2 separate regions of the Homo sapiens genome follow, and region 2 is linked to region 1. The links are chromatin loops, found by intact Hi-C in ENCODE. Cell type or tissue: OCI-LY7. All regions are shown on one strand.

The links. Hi-C counts contacts between places; a loop is a spot of excess contacts. Peaks named below come from ENCODE experiments on the same cell type or tissue, not always from the same donor. Only the 100,000 strongest peaks of a DNase experiment are listed, where the experiment ranks them.
Region 2: it touches region 1 in a loop (3-fold over the local background); 7 of 110 quality-filtered maps call a loop at or near these places.

The regions. Positions count from the first base shown.
Region 1 is chr2:6,348,999-6,356,998 of GRCh38, forward strand. No RefSeq gene overlaps it. Among named protein-coding and RNA genes, the nearest start is that of LINC01247, 22 kb to the right of the region's middle. RefSeq lists an enhancer at 3,298-3,417. In OCI-LY7, CTCF peaks have their summits at 4,073 (motif pointing right), 7,575 and 7,776; DNase peaks (open chromatin) are centred at 3,443, 4,803 and 7,553; H3K4me3 peaks cover 1,798 bases; H3K27ac peaks cover 5,813 bases.
Region 2 is chr2:6,822,519-6,830,518 of GRCh38, forward strand. It overlaps NRIR (negative regulator of interferon response), which reads right to left. Exons shown (of 4, transcript NR_126359.1): 3 at 7,450-7,588; 4 at 6,036-6,437. Among named protein-coding and RNA genes, the nearest start is that of NRIR, 14 kb to the right of the region's middle. RefSeq lists an enhancer at 3,880-4,174. In OCI-LY7, CTCF peaks have their summits at 4,103 (motif pointing right), 4,316, 5,900 (motif pointing left) and 6,099; DNase peaks (open chromatin) are centred at 4,123 and 5,883.

The DNA of each region.
Region 1 (8,000 bases):
TGAGTCCCTCTGTTCAGCCTCACCCTCCTTAGCAAAGAGCAGAATATTCAGATGAGGTGGCTGATTCCCAGGCTTTGATAATCCTAGGACCCTTTTTTAAAAATGTATTTCTTAACTCTAATCTCATACATTTGGTCAATGAAAAACTGAATGTTTCAGCACTTAAGGTCAAAATATGTAGTATACGTATCATTTTAGATGTTATAGGAAAGCAAGCAATAGTATAAGCCTGGGTAAGTGGCAAAGGTTTCCAAAATATCTTTAAAAAAATTCTCCTATTAAGTTTGGTATCTATTGTGACAAATCCAATAAAACCCAAGATGATCCTTAGTTTGACATTCATTTGAATACACATTTAATTGAACATTTTCAAGGTGACAAGATTGACCGTGCACTAGAAAAACTCACAGATACTTTCAGACTGTGGGAGAAACTGATGAAGAAGCTCATGGTTCCTCTGCAGTGTGGTGAGTTCTCTCGCAGGTACCATAGAGTGATGTGTCAGAACCCTGATGAGCTTCTCAATCCTGCGGAATGTACAAGGCAAAGCTTTCTGATAGAGATTACTAACTTGAACTAAAAAAGAGTTAGTACAATTTTAACAGTTTTGAAAAAGCCAGAAGGGCAACTCTAGCAACTCCATGATTCCATCATAGGCTGTCACAATTGCTATTTCAGAGTGTGTGTTTGCAAGTCATTGTTTATTCAGATCCGTGTCAACACAAGTGTGTGTTCTTTTCTGCCTTGAAATTTCTTCTTGTTCCAAGTTTCACATTTTTATGGGAATATATAGGTACTTATTGCATTTTAATTTTTGTTAACAATGGAACAACAGAAGGGTAAAAAATGTGGTTCTCTCTGTTCAACTCATCTCTAAGTGTAATGCTGGAGGAGAGAGGATTATGTCATGTGGAAACTAAGGTAGAACAAAAGGTTTCAACAGCAACGTTTCAACCCCGGGAGGGTCTCAGTCTATACTTTTCTCCACCAGGTCCTCCTCTGGTGCAGCATGAGAATGGGAGGAGGAGACATCGTCAGTGTTTCCTCCTGAGTTCGCTTGCCAGGGGCGCCAGCTTTTCACGAATTCAAACAACAATGACATGGACAGGTTTACAGTAAAATATGTCTATCCTGAAAAAGAAAGGAATTGACAGCCAACCCACTGGCTGTGCTCATCGCTTGCTGAGCCGCACCAAGCAAGGCCATCTTCTGAGGATCTACAAATGTGTGGCATGGTAATGATCTCACCTTCCAAGGAGCTATGACGTATTTAATGAGGTGTGGATCCAGGGAAACAAAAGTCACGCACGCAGTATGGAGGGGATTGGAACCCATCAATATCTGAGACAAACAGTAACATAGCACGGGGACTTTTGTTACAAATGTCCTGCTCTCTTCCTCTTCCACCTTCAATCTTAGCATAGAGCATGCAGTGTGAACATCAGTGAAACCGATCTGGTTTCAAATAAAAGATTTGTTGCATTTTGACTATGAGGCATTTTGCAAGTTGCTTAACCTCTCTGAGGCGCAATCCCTTGATTTGTGAGGCAGAGATAACACCTTTTTCAAAAGGTTGATTTAAGACCATAATAAAATCATGAGCATGAGAAACTTAGCATAGAGTCTGGAACATTTCAGCTGTTCAATAAATTTTGGTTTCTGTCCATTTTCTCTACCTTTTTCCTCTCCCACTAGAACACGGGGCAGAGAAGGTCCAGTGTGTTAGCCTTCAGAATCTTTTAGTTATTGGGGTTATTTTTTTGGAGAATTTTATTTTTTGGCCTATTTGTTTGTTCTCAGAGAGATGGATGAGATCTAAAATGTACTTCTACTGTTTTCTTCCCCATTTAAAAAAATGTAAAAACCAGAACGAAACACGTCTTTCCAGTCACAGGTAACTAAGTAGGAAGTATCCAGTAACTTCTTATCTTTGGGGAAAAATGTTACCCACAATACCCCAGAGTCAGCTGGGCGACAAGGGGATCTTTTTCCTATATCCCCCGCTCAGTGCAATTCTAGTCAAAAAATTAGCCATGCGTGGTGGCGGGTGCCTGTAGTCCCAGCTACTCGGGAGGCTGAGGCAGGAGAATGGAGTGAACTCAAGAGGCAGAGCTTGCAGTGAGCTGAGATTGTGCCACTGCACTCCAGCCTGGGCGACAGAGCGAGACTGCCTCTAAAAAAAAAATAAAACTCAGCAGAACTAGTCCATGGATATAATGTGCCATCTTGAGGAAATCCACACCTTTTTTTTCCACTCTCTCTCTCTTCTTTTTTTTCAGTTGAAGTATTGTTTAGAAGGCACTTTTAATTATAATTTTGGTTAACTGATTAACGTTAACTTGTATATGACTTATATTGACCACTAAACTTTGGGCCTGGTTGCCCGGTACCATCTGTTTAATTGCCATTTCTATATGAATTCTTCAGTTTTGATATTTGTTTCTCATCTTGTGTGCATTTAACATTACAATCCCCATAAATGCTTCTTTTAAGATGGCTGAATATCTGTAAATACACTTGTCATTTGTATTTTTGGTGGAATTTTTTTGTTCACGTGCACCCTCTTTACTCCCTGGATGTCTTGAAAAAGAAACTGTGACACGTTTTTATCAATACAATGTTTTATTTATTAGTAGAAAAAATGTTAAAAATAAGTACCTATTTTAAGTGTTTTTGTGGAATAAGTAATGCAATAAAATGAAAAGCCAAACTCTGTAGAACTCAAAATGTGTTAAGTATGCAAAGACCAGAAACCTTATAAAGGTGGCAACATATTCTAGATACTTTCAAGACCTTAAGCACCCATGATTACTTGACCTCCACTTCTTTTATCATTTCTACTTGCAATCCATCAGACCTGTTTAAGTGAGAACTCGGGTAGATCTAAAGGTCTTTTCCATTTTATACTCTTTTTTTCATATAAATTTTCAGAAATGCAAAAATTGTAGTGTGAAACTGTGTGAACTTGAAATGTTTAAAGTTAGTATAGTATGTTAAAGACCTATTTGATTATGAACTAGGGCTAATAATCTTAGATTAATTCAGATTTTAATTAATTCAAACATGGGTTACCATGTTTGAATCTTGTTGTTCTAAAGTTTTCTAATTAGTTGTCTTCCCTCAAACAAGAGTGAATCCAAGTGATTGATACAGCCTTTTCCTTTTGTTTTTAGTATTCTGGGCCTAGACTCACAGTGGTTCTTAACATTAGCCACTCATTAGACTCGGAGAAGTCTAATGAGTATTCCCCAAGTCTGTGCATTCAATATAGAGTCAAGTGAGAGCACCTGGATCTGGAGAAAGGAGGCGAGGAGGTAATCTAGAAACAGCTCTGTCAGTGGTGGCCATTCATTCAGCCAGGGGAATCTTAAACACGAAGACTGAGAGATTTCTTTAAGAGAACTTTCACTTCTCTTTTGTCGTTTCCCAAAGGGTTCCATTTGTAAACCAAAGCTTAAGAATGTATTTTGGTCATAAAGGTAAATTCGCAGTTTCTCACGTTCTCAGGGACTGTTCTGAAAGCAAACTGACAGGAGGAAAGAGAAAGCCAAAGGTGAAAAAAGTGAGGCCAGTGCCCTCAGACTGACTTTCCTCATGGACTCAAGGACTTAGCCAATGTAACCTGGACACTGAGACTTTCCCAAAAATAAGACCCAGGGTGACAGTGCTGCTTCACTGAGGACAAATACAATTAAATGAAATTAATAAAATTTTTTTTTTAAATAAAAAATAAACCAGGTGTGGTGGCTCACACCTGTAATCCTAGCACTTTGGGAGGCCAAGACAGGCGGATCATGAGGTCAAGAGATTGAGACCATCCTGGCCAACATGGTGAAACCCCGTCTCTATTAAAAATACAAAAATTTGCCAGGCATGGTGGCGCGTGCCTGTGGTCTCAGCTTCTCGGGAAGCTGAGGCAGGAGAATCCTTTGAACCTGGGAGGTGGAGGTTGCCGTGAGCTGAGATCACACCACTGCACTCCAGCCTGGCGAAAGAGCGAGGTTCCTTCTCAAAAAAATAAATAAATAATAAAATAAATCATGGTCAGGCTTTGTTCCAGGCCCCAGAATTCCAGGATGGAGCAGTTCCCATGCCCGTCACCAGGTGGCAGAGGGGCTTTGCATCCAGGCCTCCCGGGCGTCCCTGGGGCAGCACCTCTGGCTTAGGAAGCAGAAGTTTAGTGAAAATTCAAGGGAGTGCAAACCTTACAGTAAAACAGAAATCTTGTCACTCTGCAAAGCTGGACTCCAGTTCAGAAAGCCAGGTCTCAGCCTTGGACCTGAGGGGTTTGGATGCTTTGGGAAAAGTAATTTCAGTGGAATCATAGGGGTATCACTCCATGGCCAGAAGCAAGCTCAGCTCCAGTGTAGTGCTGTAGTTAAAGAAACAAAGCCAAACCTGTTAAGTCTAACTTCACTTAGAAAAATAGTAAGTGAATAGATCTAAGTTTTTAAATTGTTTAAATGTTCACGGAAGAAGACACCGAATCTTGATTGTTCCCACAGTTTCCCCAAATATTACACAGTCATTGACATACAACAGAAGTTGGATTTATATTTATGATGGAAAGAAAATAGCACCCAAAATATTGACAAAGGAAAATAATGGAAAAGGCACATTTGTTTCCTTGGTTTGGCATGGGATGGAGTGGAAAGAGCATATGTTTTGACCCAAGGTAAATCTGGGTTTGAGTGTCTACTTTGCCGCTTCTCTAGACCTTTCGGCAAGAGCTACTCAGCGGCTCTAGGATTGTTTACTTGGCTTTAGAATGAGGGCTAGCGTGTGCATTAAAGCTTGTAGCTCAGAGTTGTTGCAAAGATTAAAGAAAACAAGAAGTGAAATACATGGCAGGTAGTGAGTGTTCAGAAACCTTTAGATCTCTCCCCATCAAAACTTCAGTGTGAGAAAAGTATTCTCTGGTGCTCAACCACCAACTCTGATTTTGAGACTAGAACCATGCAAAATTGTTCTGTGACCTGAAAATAATTTTCCAGATTGTGGAAATCACTGGAACATATGCTGTGGTCATCTGGCAAATTCTCTTTCTAACATTTGTGACTGAGTGCCCCTTTTAAGTACCTCTGAGAAACCCTGGAAGTTGATTTCCCATACATTTCAAATAAGTATTCTGTGAACACAGTAGTGTTAGGACATTCTGGGAAAACTCATAATGTCCTCAGCGATTTACAGAGTTAACTTGAATCTCTGTGACACCGAGGCTCCTTTAATCATAAAGTCAGAGTGAGATGATTGGACCTCTCAAAAGTACAAATGTTGCGAGTCTGCTTTGAATAAAATATACCTTCGATAGTTTCCATTTAATATAATATTACATTCAAGAATTAAGAGACTCCTGAATAATTTATCATTTTGCAAGTATAAGTGATCACTAATAATATTGCATTGTTATTTATTAACATTTATGCCCACCACAATTCTATTATGTAAATAATATAACAGATTATCCAACTATATGTTTAATACTGTGGGTATATATTACTAATAGCTGAGCATAATATGACTTGATGCACAGTGAGGAATGAAGATGAATGAGAATTCCAGCCTAGGGAATGTTTTATGGATGAAATGTACATTAGATATTTTGAGGGAGATGTCTAGGCAATATCAACACTGGATTTTGTTTTCCCGGGACAGGATTAGAAAACAAAGCCTGACTTGTATGACAGTCATAACCAGTTCTGAAAATGCACAAAAGCACTATTAAGGCCAAGTATGGACTCTAGATCATCAATGCTACCTAGTTGTCATTCATTCATTCAGTCATTCATTCGTTCACTTAGGACATGCTTATTTGTCATAGGCTGGTCATTAAGAATATAACAATCACCAAAAAAAGATACTATCAGCCAGGTGTGGTGGCTCATGCCTATAATCCCAGCACTTTGGGAGGCAAAGGAGGGCAGGTCACCTGAGGTCAGGAGTTCAAGACCAGCCTGGCCAACATGGTGAAAGCCTGTCTCTACTAAAAATACCAAAAAATTAGCCGGGCGTGGTGGGAGGCGCCTGTAATCCCAGCTACTCTGGAGGCTGAGACAGGAGAATTACTTGTACCCAGGAGGCAGAGGTTGCAATGAGCCAATATTGTGCCATTGCACTACAGCCTGGGCAATAAGAGCAAAACTCCATCTAAAAAAAACCAAAAAAACAAAAAAAAGATATTATCACCAACAAATACTCAACAAAAAAACCCTTACACAACTAAGGAGAAAATCCCCCACTGCAATGAGGAAAATGAAGAAAGTGTTCAGGGGAATTGTGGAAGTTCCATTTAAAAAAATTGCAGAAGTTCAGTGTATAAGCTGAAATGTGAAGGATGGCTAGAGATGAATTATCAAAGAATTAGGGATGACATGTTCTAGGCCTGGGGTTGGACACAGTATTCCTTATTTTTATGAGGTAGATTCAGACAGATGTGTTCAAATACTACTTATTATCTTTGTCATATTAGACACCTATTAGCTTTGTCATATTAGAAATATACTTAGCCTGTTAGCGTTTCAAGTTCCAAATATCTAAAACAAGGTTAATAATTACAATCTTAAAAAACATCACAGAGCTTTAAAGAAAAAAAGATGTGTAAATTTCCCTACTATAACGTCTGCACATAGTAGGTACCCACATAATAAATGCTGATTACATATATTACCTTTACTTCCTCATTTTTACTTAACGGGATCCTACCCCTACCTCACTCCACATTCTCCTTGACTCTATCTTCTCACATAAACTACATGTATCACATTTTTCTGAATGTAAGATAGGGAAATTTCTATTATCTCCTCTTTTTGGGGGTTTCAGATTAATCTAAAAAAAGGCTTGATAACAACAAAAATTCTTGACTTAAAGAGAAATTCATTGATGTTAATTACAACACAGGACACAATCCCACCTCCCTTGGTGCAAATAAATCCTCCCTGAGGTTTGTGATGAAGTCTGCCTGCAGTATTTCCTCTGCAGCAGTGGAGATCTATGCCAAGTGAGAGGGAATTTTCCCATGTGCTTCTCTCTCCTGGCCATTCATCACCTAAAGGATCCTCTCCAAGCTTCCAAGGGGCTGATTGAGGGCCTGGGGGAAGGTGCATCTACCCAGTGTGGGCCTCCATCCAGTGGTGTCTGATAGCCCTGGGCCAACTGCCCCCATCTGGTCCTCGGCCTGCTGACTGGAGGGAAGTGCTTCACCAGGATAGAGTCTCAATGATTTAGGATGATCAGAGTCATACTCACTCAAATCCCAGTTGTAATAAGGGGGCCACTTTCCTCCAGCCCTGCCCCAGCCTCTGAGTGTGAAAGCAGGTTCTCCTTCTCCCTAGGGCACATCCCCCTGGGGGCCCCTGCCAGACCTGCCGTGTCAGGCGGACTCCATTAACCCTGGTGGTCAAGAACTTCATCAGAGTCTGAGCCAGGGGAGAGCCAGCCTTGGAAGCTGCCTGGCAGCGAGCCCAACCCCCCAAGAGCTGCAGAGACCCCCATAGAGCCAAGACTGAGAAAATTGGACACAACGAAGAGTGAGCCTGGGTTCTTTTGCCTTTGATTTGATGGAGAAGGACATCTGCTGGCAGGAAATCAAACTCAGTATTATAGATTTCTCTTTACAGAATTTGGAACATACCAAACCAAAGCATGTCACACAGTTGGATGGCCTCTCGCTGCTTGGGAGGAAAAAATGAGGGGGCTTTGGATGACCCAGAAAAAAGGGTTGACCTCCAGGCTGCTCCATTATAGTAAAAAGTGATTTTGATGAAGGCAGACTCTGCAGGTCAGAAGGGGCACTTGTCCTGGTACTGCATCCTCAAGTGCTTCAAAATGTTATAACTTGATTCATGACTTTTTCAGCTCTTTTTGCTGTACTTTTCCAGTACTTAATATAGTATATTTAAACTTTAAATAATACGGTTGCTTCCTGCCATCACTTTTCTCCTATTCAGACACTGGTGCTATCCCATTGTTCTCCGTGTTCCTTCTTGGATCTAGAGCGGCTC
Region 2 (8,000 bases), 470 kb after region 1:
GCTCACTTAACCTTTCCCTATTGTTAAGCAATTTGCTTTATTCCAAGTTTTGCTCTCATAAGTAATGCTGGGATAAATATTTTTGGTTTATTGACTTTTATTGCAGTTCTAATGATGTCTTTGGGGAGTACAATTTTGATGTCAAAAGGTAAACACATTTTTTAAATTCCTGGTGCATTTTCCCACGTGGCCTTCCATAAGATTTGTATCTTTTTACATTCCCATGGCAGGGGATGCTGTCTCACAGACTCTTCTCAGCAAGCAAACATTATATTTTCTACAAACGTTTGTTAATTTTGATGATTGGAAAGTATATCCTGTTATTTTTAAGTCAGTAGAATTCCAGCAGTTTTCTTCCCATCAAATACCATTTAACTTTCCATTTTGGAAGGAAGGAAGGGAGGGAGGGAGGGAGGAAGGGAAGGAAGGAAGGAAGGAAGGGAGGGAGGGAGGGAGGAGGGAGGGAGGGAGGGAGGGAAGGAAGGAAGGAAGAAAAGGAAAGGAAGGAGAGAGGTAGAAGAAACAGATAATATATCTCCTATTCAACTCCTTCATGGGCTTGTTGCGACAATAAAATGAGATAATATATTTCAAATGTTAAAGAGTGCTACATAAATGTCAAGTAGGAAAAAAATGAATTCCACAGTACTGACTTCCAGTGAGCACTTATGAATCCTATTAATTAAAAAGGCTTAGACAACTTCATGACATTTAACTGCACTATAGATAATTCACGTATATGGTCCTTGAGAATCTGAGCTGTTCTGGGAAATATGATAAAAATGCATGATATCTGCCAGGAAGATTGCAGTCTTTTGAGAGAAACTACTTTAAACCAAAAGCATGCTTTGTCCGGGTCTTAGAGAGCAGGCAGGGTGAGATGCGCTTTGCAGATCACACACCAGCTCGGCCATTTCCTGATGCTCAGACGAGGACTTTTCTTCAAGGAATGGGGCTGACTTTCATTACATTGCACTTCCCTGTTCTCAGGGAACACAACTGGATCTGCAGCAGATAGCTCCTCACATTTAGGAAACAGAATCGGCTTTTTAAATGTTTTGTTGATGCTGTAAATAATCGTGCTGATGTTGCTGCTTTAACCCTGCCAATCCCCTGGCTGGCTTTGTCACTCCCATCAGGTGCCCAAACATCTCCAGCAAAGCAGCTTTCTCCCATCACCCAACTTAAAACCTCAACCTGTCCCTGTTGTACTCCTATCCCCTCACGAACTTGACTTGTCTGTGGTATTTACACCACCTGATATCTTATGCATTTTTTTTCAGCTAATTGCAACTTTACTGATTTTAAAAGCATGTAGATATCTTTGAATTAAAAGAAACAAAACAATTTTTACAATTTTGAAATTCTAAGCACATTATGTACTTTTTTTTTTTTTTTTTTTTTTGAGACGGAGTCTCCATTGCCCAGGCTGGAGTGGTGTGACCTCGGCTCACTGCAACCTCCACCTTCCAGGTTCAAGCAATTTTTCTGTCTCAGCCTTCTGAGTAGCTGGGATTACAAGCACCCACTATCACAACCGGCTAATTTTTGTATTTTTAGTAGAGATGGGGTTTCACCTTGTTGGCCAGTCTGGCCTCAAACTCCTGACCTCAAATTCAAATGATCCACCTGCCTTGGCCTCCCAAAGTGCTAGGATTACAGGCATAAGCCACCATGCCCAACCTAAGATATGCTGTTATTATAGCATTGCAACTTCTTAGTGTTACAAAATCTGTACATTTAAACACATTAAATGAACCATTTATGCAGCCAACAAACATATTTTAAAAAGCTCATCATCACTGGTCATTAGAGAAATGCAAATCAAAACCACAAAGAGATACCATTTCATACCAGTCAGAATGGCAATTATTAAAAAGTCAGGAAACAACAGATGCTGGTGAAGCTGTGGAGAAACAGGAACACTTTTACACTGTTGGGAGTGTATATTAGTTCAACCATTGTGGAAGACAGTGTGGCAATTCCTCAAGGATCTAGAACCAGAAATACCATTTGGCCCAGCAATGCCCTTACTGGGTATATACCCAAAGGATTATAAATCATTCTACTATAAAGACACATTTATTTGTTTATTGCCTGTCTCTGTCCTTCAGAACGAAAGCTGTGCGAGGACAGAGACTTTGTCCACATTAGTTTAGGTTCTGTGTGTTCCCAGCAGTTGCTAGACTGACTGTCTATTAGAAAATGCTCAGCAAAAGCATAAGTAAGACTGTAACTACGGGATGAAAGTTCTTCTAAAAGTCCACAGAGAATGGCGGAAAGAGTAAGGGTCTACCATCAGAAGGAGGAATTCCGGTCTCTGCTCCTTATTAACTGGGACCTTCAGTAGAGTCATACAACTTCTGCTTTCTCTGAAAAGTGATATAAAATCTTGTGACTTTATAGCTGGGAAAAACTGAAATGATTTATAAAGGAGCCATTAGTGAACAACAAAGAGCTCCACAAATGTAACACTATACACACTTGGGATTCTGTCTCTCAGTTTTTGGTTTTTTTTGTTTTTTGATAGAACCATCAGTAGAGACTGGCTCTGCATCACCTGAGGCATCACAGAGCACTGGTGGAGCCCTTTCCTGGCTCCAGAGTCAGACAGACATGAGATGGATTCCAGGACCCACGGGTAATTAGCCACATGACCTGGGGCTGGTTACGCAACATCAGTGTAGCAGCTGATGCTTGGTTTGATGTGAACAATATGCACAATGAGGTGTATGAAACTCGTAGCAGATGCTTAGTGGTCATCTTTTCCTTGACTAGAATGTTTACTATTTCCAAGGGAGATGCATTCTCCATTGGAAAAGTATTTGGTTTTTAACCACAAAAAGAAAGAGGCCTCTTTCAAAGTTTTAATTCATAAGACAGTGTCACTTATGTCAGGTGATGGGGAAAATGCTTAAGGTGATGCTCTCTAGTGGCAAAAATACAGTCCTTAACTGCCCATTTTTGTCTACTAATAAAATTAAATAATAAACCACCATTGCTCTTGACCTTGGGGGAGAACATTTACCATCAGCATGCTTAAAGTCGAGTAAATCTGCTCTGCATTGGGACAGTCCCTCCTGTGGAAAGTCATGTTTATGTTTATCTAATGTCGTCTCCTGCAGCTGGGAAGTCTTGGTTTTCCAACTTTCAAGATAACCAGCAGTGAATATTAATAGGTGTGCTTCTCTTTGAAGCCAGAAAATGCATAAAATTCTGGATGTTCTCAACAAGACAGCAGAAAGGAGAAGGAGATTGACCTCAACTTGGAGCTTTTCCTGGCCAGGGCTGAGATGGCTCTTTTTCATTATAATATCTAATTTTATCCTCACAAAAGACCTTTGAGAAAAATGATGACATTTCTGATTTATAAATGAGAAAATGAAGTCTCATGGAAATTAAATAACTTGTCCACAATCACACAGCTAAAAGGGCCCCAATCCGAATCTCAGTCAAGTCTGATTGACACTTCAAGTCAATGTTCCACATTTGTACCTCAATAAATATTTGAGAAATATTTATTGAGCTCCTTTGCAAAAGTCATTGTGGTGTTTAGCCATTACTTTTAATAGCAAAACCACCACAATGACTTTTGCACCAACCTGGTATATACCAGGCATTGTTCCAAACACTGAAATGACAGTAATGAGCAAAACAAAGTCCATGCCTTCATGGAGTGCAGACTCCAGTTCAGGAGTAGAAATCAACACAGGCATATTACAGATATAGATAAGGTTGTTGATATGCACGTGGGTACAGGCAGAGCTATGCATATAGATAGAGATACAAGTGTAATCAGAGACACAGATGCAGTTATGATGATGGATGTGATACAGACATAGACATGGCCATGGACATAGACATAGACAGAGGTAGGTATTAATAGTAAGGAGGTAGAGCCAAGGGGAGGAGAACGATGCAAGGCACTATCTGGGACTGAGTAGTAGAGAAGGCCCCTTGTAAGAGCAATGCTGAATAGAGACCTGAACCAAGGCCTGAATGAAGCCCTAAGCATGATGAACAGGTGGGTGAGTTGATTTTAATTAAGTTTAGTAGGGATGGTATTGGGTGCTGCTCAAAGAATAGACTGTAGGGGGCGGTAGAGCATTGTGTCAGCAGGAAGATCAGGGAGGAAATGACTCAGTTGATTCTCATGGGAGATGAAGGACTGGACTAAGGAAGTGATAGAAATGGTCACTCCTTAGTCATCATAGAAGTCACTTCGATTTCCCTAGGGAACATAAAGTGAAGTCTTTTTACAAAAGACTGATTTACTTGAAGGTTTTGAGGGAACCAATGCATTATGGAACACATTATATACCAATACCATGCTTTCCCAAGTTATTAGAATAGTAACAGAATGGCATAAAACAGCATATCTTGTGTTATGATCCTGTTAAAAATTATAAGGCATTTAAGACTATAAGTGACTTCCACTCATCATGGCAAATTAAAGTCATGGCCCACTAGAAATGGGCTCTTGGTCCTCCTCATGTCTGACCTTCTTATTTTGCAAATAAAAAACTAAAGTCCAGAGATGAATAACTTGTCAGAGGTCACAAACTCAGTTAGAAGTGGTACCTACATCTGCTTGTAGCCAGAAGTTCCTTCATTCATTACTTTGCATGTATGCACATAGAAGAGGAAGAATTAATAATTTTTAAAATTAATAAAATGACCACAGTTCCACCCAAAGTTCACCTTATAAATGTATCTCCAAATTCCCTAACCCTAACCCTTATTTTTAATGCAAGCTCTCTTCAGGTAGAAATAGTCTAGAGACACTAGTGAGGACATTTGGAGGCATGAGGAAAACTCTTCAATCGTTAGTTATTACAACAGGACCTACTGAAAAAAAATTATGGCTTAAAATAATTACACATTTATTGATGGATATTTTCTTAATTACAGCTTCAGAATGGAGAACTTGAGTGTTTGGATTTTTTTTTCTTCAATTAAAACACAGAAAATAATGTTTTCAATCTCAAAGATGAGCATAAATGCATTAGGTTTGGAAAAGCTTACAGACCAGGTTCAGCCAAAAGTGAAATTTGATAGCTCCCTTGAATGCCTTCTTATTTGAGAGAAATGGGACACACCCTCAATTATGGCAAAATAAGCACAACCATTAATGTCATGCATGTTAATAAAAATTTTGGAGACTCCACAGAAAAGTTTATGATGTGTTTTCTAAACCACAGTATTTTGGCGATTGCTCAATAATTACAAGAGCCTGGGCCTTGCAGGACCCATTAGCTGTATCCAACATAAGCAGTGCATCCAGAGTTCTACAATGACGAGGGGGTAGGGAGGTTTTAAGAGCAAATAAACAAGGACACATAAAATCCCCAGAATGTCTCTTAAAGCCAAATTTCAAATCATTACCTCACATGGAAGAAAACATATGCATCCATATATATGTACCTAAAAAAATGTGTGTGTATGTACATATCATTTACTGCATCAGATATGCTGAGACCATACTGCATTATAAAGAGCACTAGAAAAAGAACTGCAGAACTTCTATTCTCGCGTGCATCTGCTACTAACAAATTACATGACCCTAGGCAGGGCAGGCCTCTCTGTGGGCCTCATTTTTCACCACTATTAAAGAAAGAGATTGCGTTCCATGATCACTAAGGTTTTCCTTTGAATATTTTTCTGACCCTGGGGGCTGTATTTAGAATTCTTGAAGCAAGAAATTAGCCACTTTTAAAGATTTGCTACTTTGACCTAGAAGTGTTCCCTGTTTTGTCCTTTGTTTTCCCATTAGAGAAGAGATTTAAATAAAAATGAAAGGAACTACTGTTGTTTTTCCAGACACAGTTTGTGTGTAATGAGGGAAGTGATTATCTCGGCAAAAGCACAGTTCCCTCATAAAGGTTCAAAATTAGCGCTTTTCCTCCCTCTAGTGGAAATGTAATGTATTTGATCTAAATTGAATTGGTTTCAGTATTTATCAAATTTTTAAAAAAAGAGAGAAAAAGAGTTGGCATATCTAAAACATAATCAGGGATTGAACCAAATGCAATTTGTTACAGGTTTTCCACACAAATGTCTTAAATATTTTACTTGTTTAAATAAATTCAAAATTAACAATGAAAAGCTGCAAAGTAGATTTAGATCAATTGAAGTTCTCCAAATGAAATAGACAAGTCCAGGCTGGGTGCGGTGGCTAACGCCTGAAATCCCAGCACTTTGGGAGGCCGAGGAGGGCGGATCACGAAGTCAAGAGATCAAAACCATCTTGGCCAACATAGTGATAATCCCATCTCTACTAAAAATACAAAAATTAGTCTGGCATGGTACCATGTGCCTGTAGTCCCAGCTACTCAAAAGGCTGAGGCAGGATAATCGCTTGAACCCGAGAGGCGGAGGTTGCAGTGAGCCAATATCGCACCACTGCACTCCAGCCTGGCGACAGAGCAAGATTCAGTCTAAAAAAAAAAAAGAAATACACAAGTCCACATTAGATGCTTGGTATTTAATTTATGCCCACATGCATCTGAAAATCAGTCCACGTATAAAAATTACTAGGTCAAAGCATGTCACTGAATAGGACAAGAAACACAGCACTAACAACATTAATAAGAAAGAAATGTTTACTCCATTGTAATTCGATCTAACATGTATGGTATCTGTTTTACATGAGGGTTTTCTGATTCCCTCTCTCTGAAACCTTTGTTAACTCCCTCAGGCAAAGTAAATCAGAATCAGACCAGGTTTGTCTGACCCACCTGTGCCAGGGTGGGCAGGACCACAGTGATGATCACCAGGTGTGTATGTCTGCCTCTCTATTGAGGGAGACTCTTCTTCTAATTATTTTTCTCTCCTTACAGTTGTAGAGCAACAGAGAGACATGGCGAATTGGAGAAATTGTGACTCCAAAGGTATTCCCATTCCATTGTCTAATAATCTGAACAGTTGTTTGTTTGTTGTAAGTAAAATCAAATAGCACCATGCTGGCTGAATTCAGTCTGCAAGCCACACCAAGGACAGCCTTGCTTAGCCCTGGAAGGCAGAGATTTTCCATGGAAGAGTTGTAACAAGATGTGTGCTTTAAAGCATGAAAAGAGTGAAAATGCAAAACCACACCTAAAAGGTTCTTAAAAATATCAAACATTCGACTGGGCACAGTGGCTCACACCCGTAATCCCAGCACTTTGGGAGGCCGAGGTGGGTGGATCACAAGGTCGGGAGTTTGAGACCAGCCTGACCAACATGGTGAAACCCCATCTCTACTGAAAATACACAAAAAATTAGCCAGGCATGGTGGCGTATGCCTGTAATCTCAGCTACTCGGGAGGCTGAGGCAGGAGAATGGCTTGAACCCGGGAGGCAGAGGTGGTTGCAGTGAGCCGAGATCATGCTACTGCACTCCAGCCTGGATGACAGAGTGAGACTCTGTCTCAAAAAAAAAAAAAAAAAAAGAGTGATTAGGTTACATACACAGATTAAGGAGGTTAGAGGTGTCTGCTGCAATAATCCAGAGGAAGTCTTCACTGGATGAGACAGAATGCTGTACACAAAGTGTTTAGTCTTCCCATGCATCGTGAGCAGTTGCCAAGGCACCAGAAAACCATGTCACCTGGAAGATGCAAATAAAATAAATAAACAAAGCCCCACCTTAGAGAAGATTGAAAGTTTGCAGGAATCACTGTAAGTGAAGCAATAATTAATAGTGGCAGAAAAATACGTACAGATATTGCATCCAAGAAAAAAATATTTTCAAAGAACCTTAAATAATGAGAAAAGAAAGATGAAAAAAAGGAAGGAGGAAAAGAAGAAATGCAGGGAGAGAATGCAGAGGAGGAGTAAATGGAGGAGGGAAGAAAAGAAAGAGTAAAGAAGGGAGGAAGGAAGAGAGGAAAAAAGAAAAGGAAGACAGAAAGGAAAGAAGAAAAGGGGGGAAAGGAGGGGCTTTGGAATTTAGAAACTTGATAGCAGAAATGAAAATCTTAGTAGAAGATTTAAACACAAAGTTAAAGAAATCTTACAAA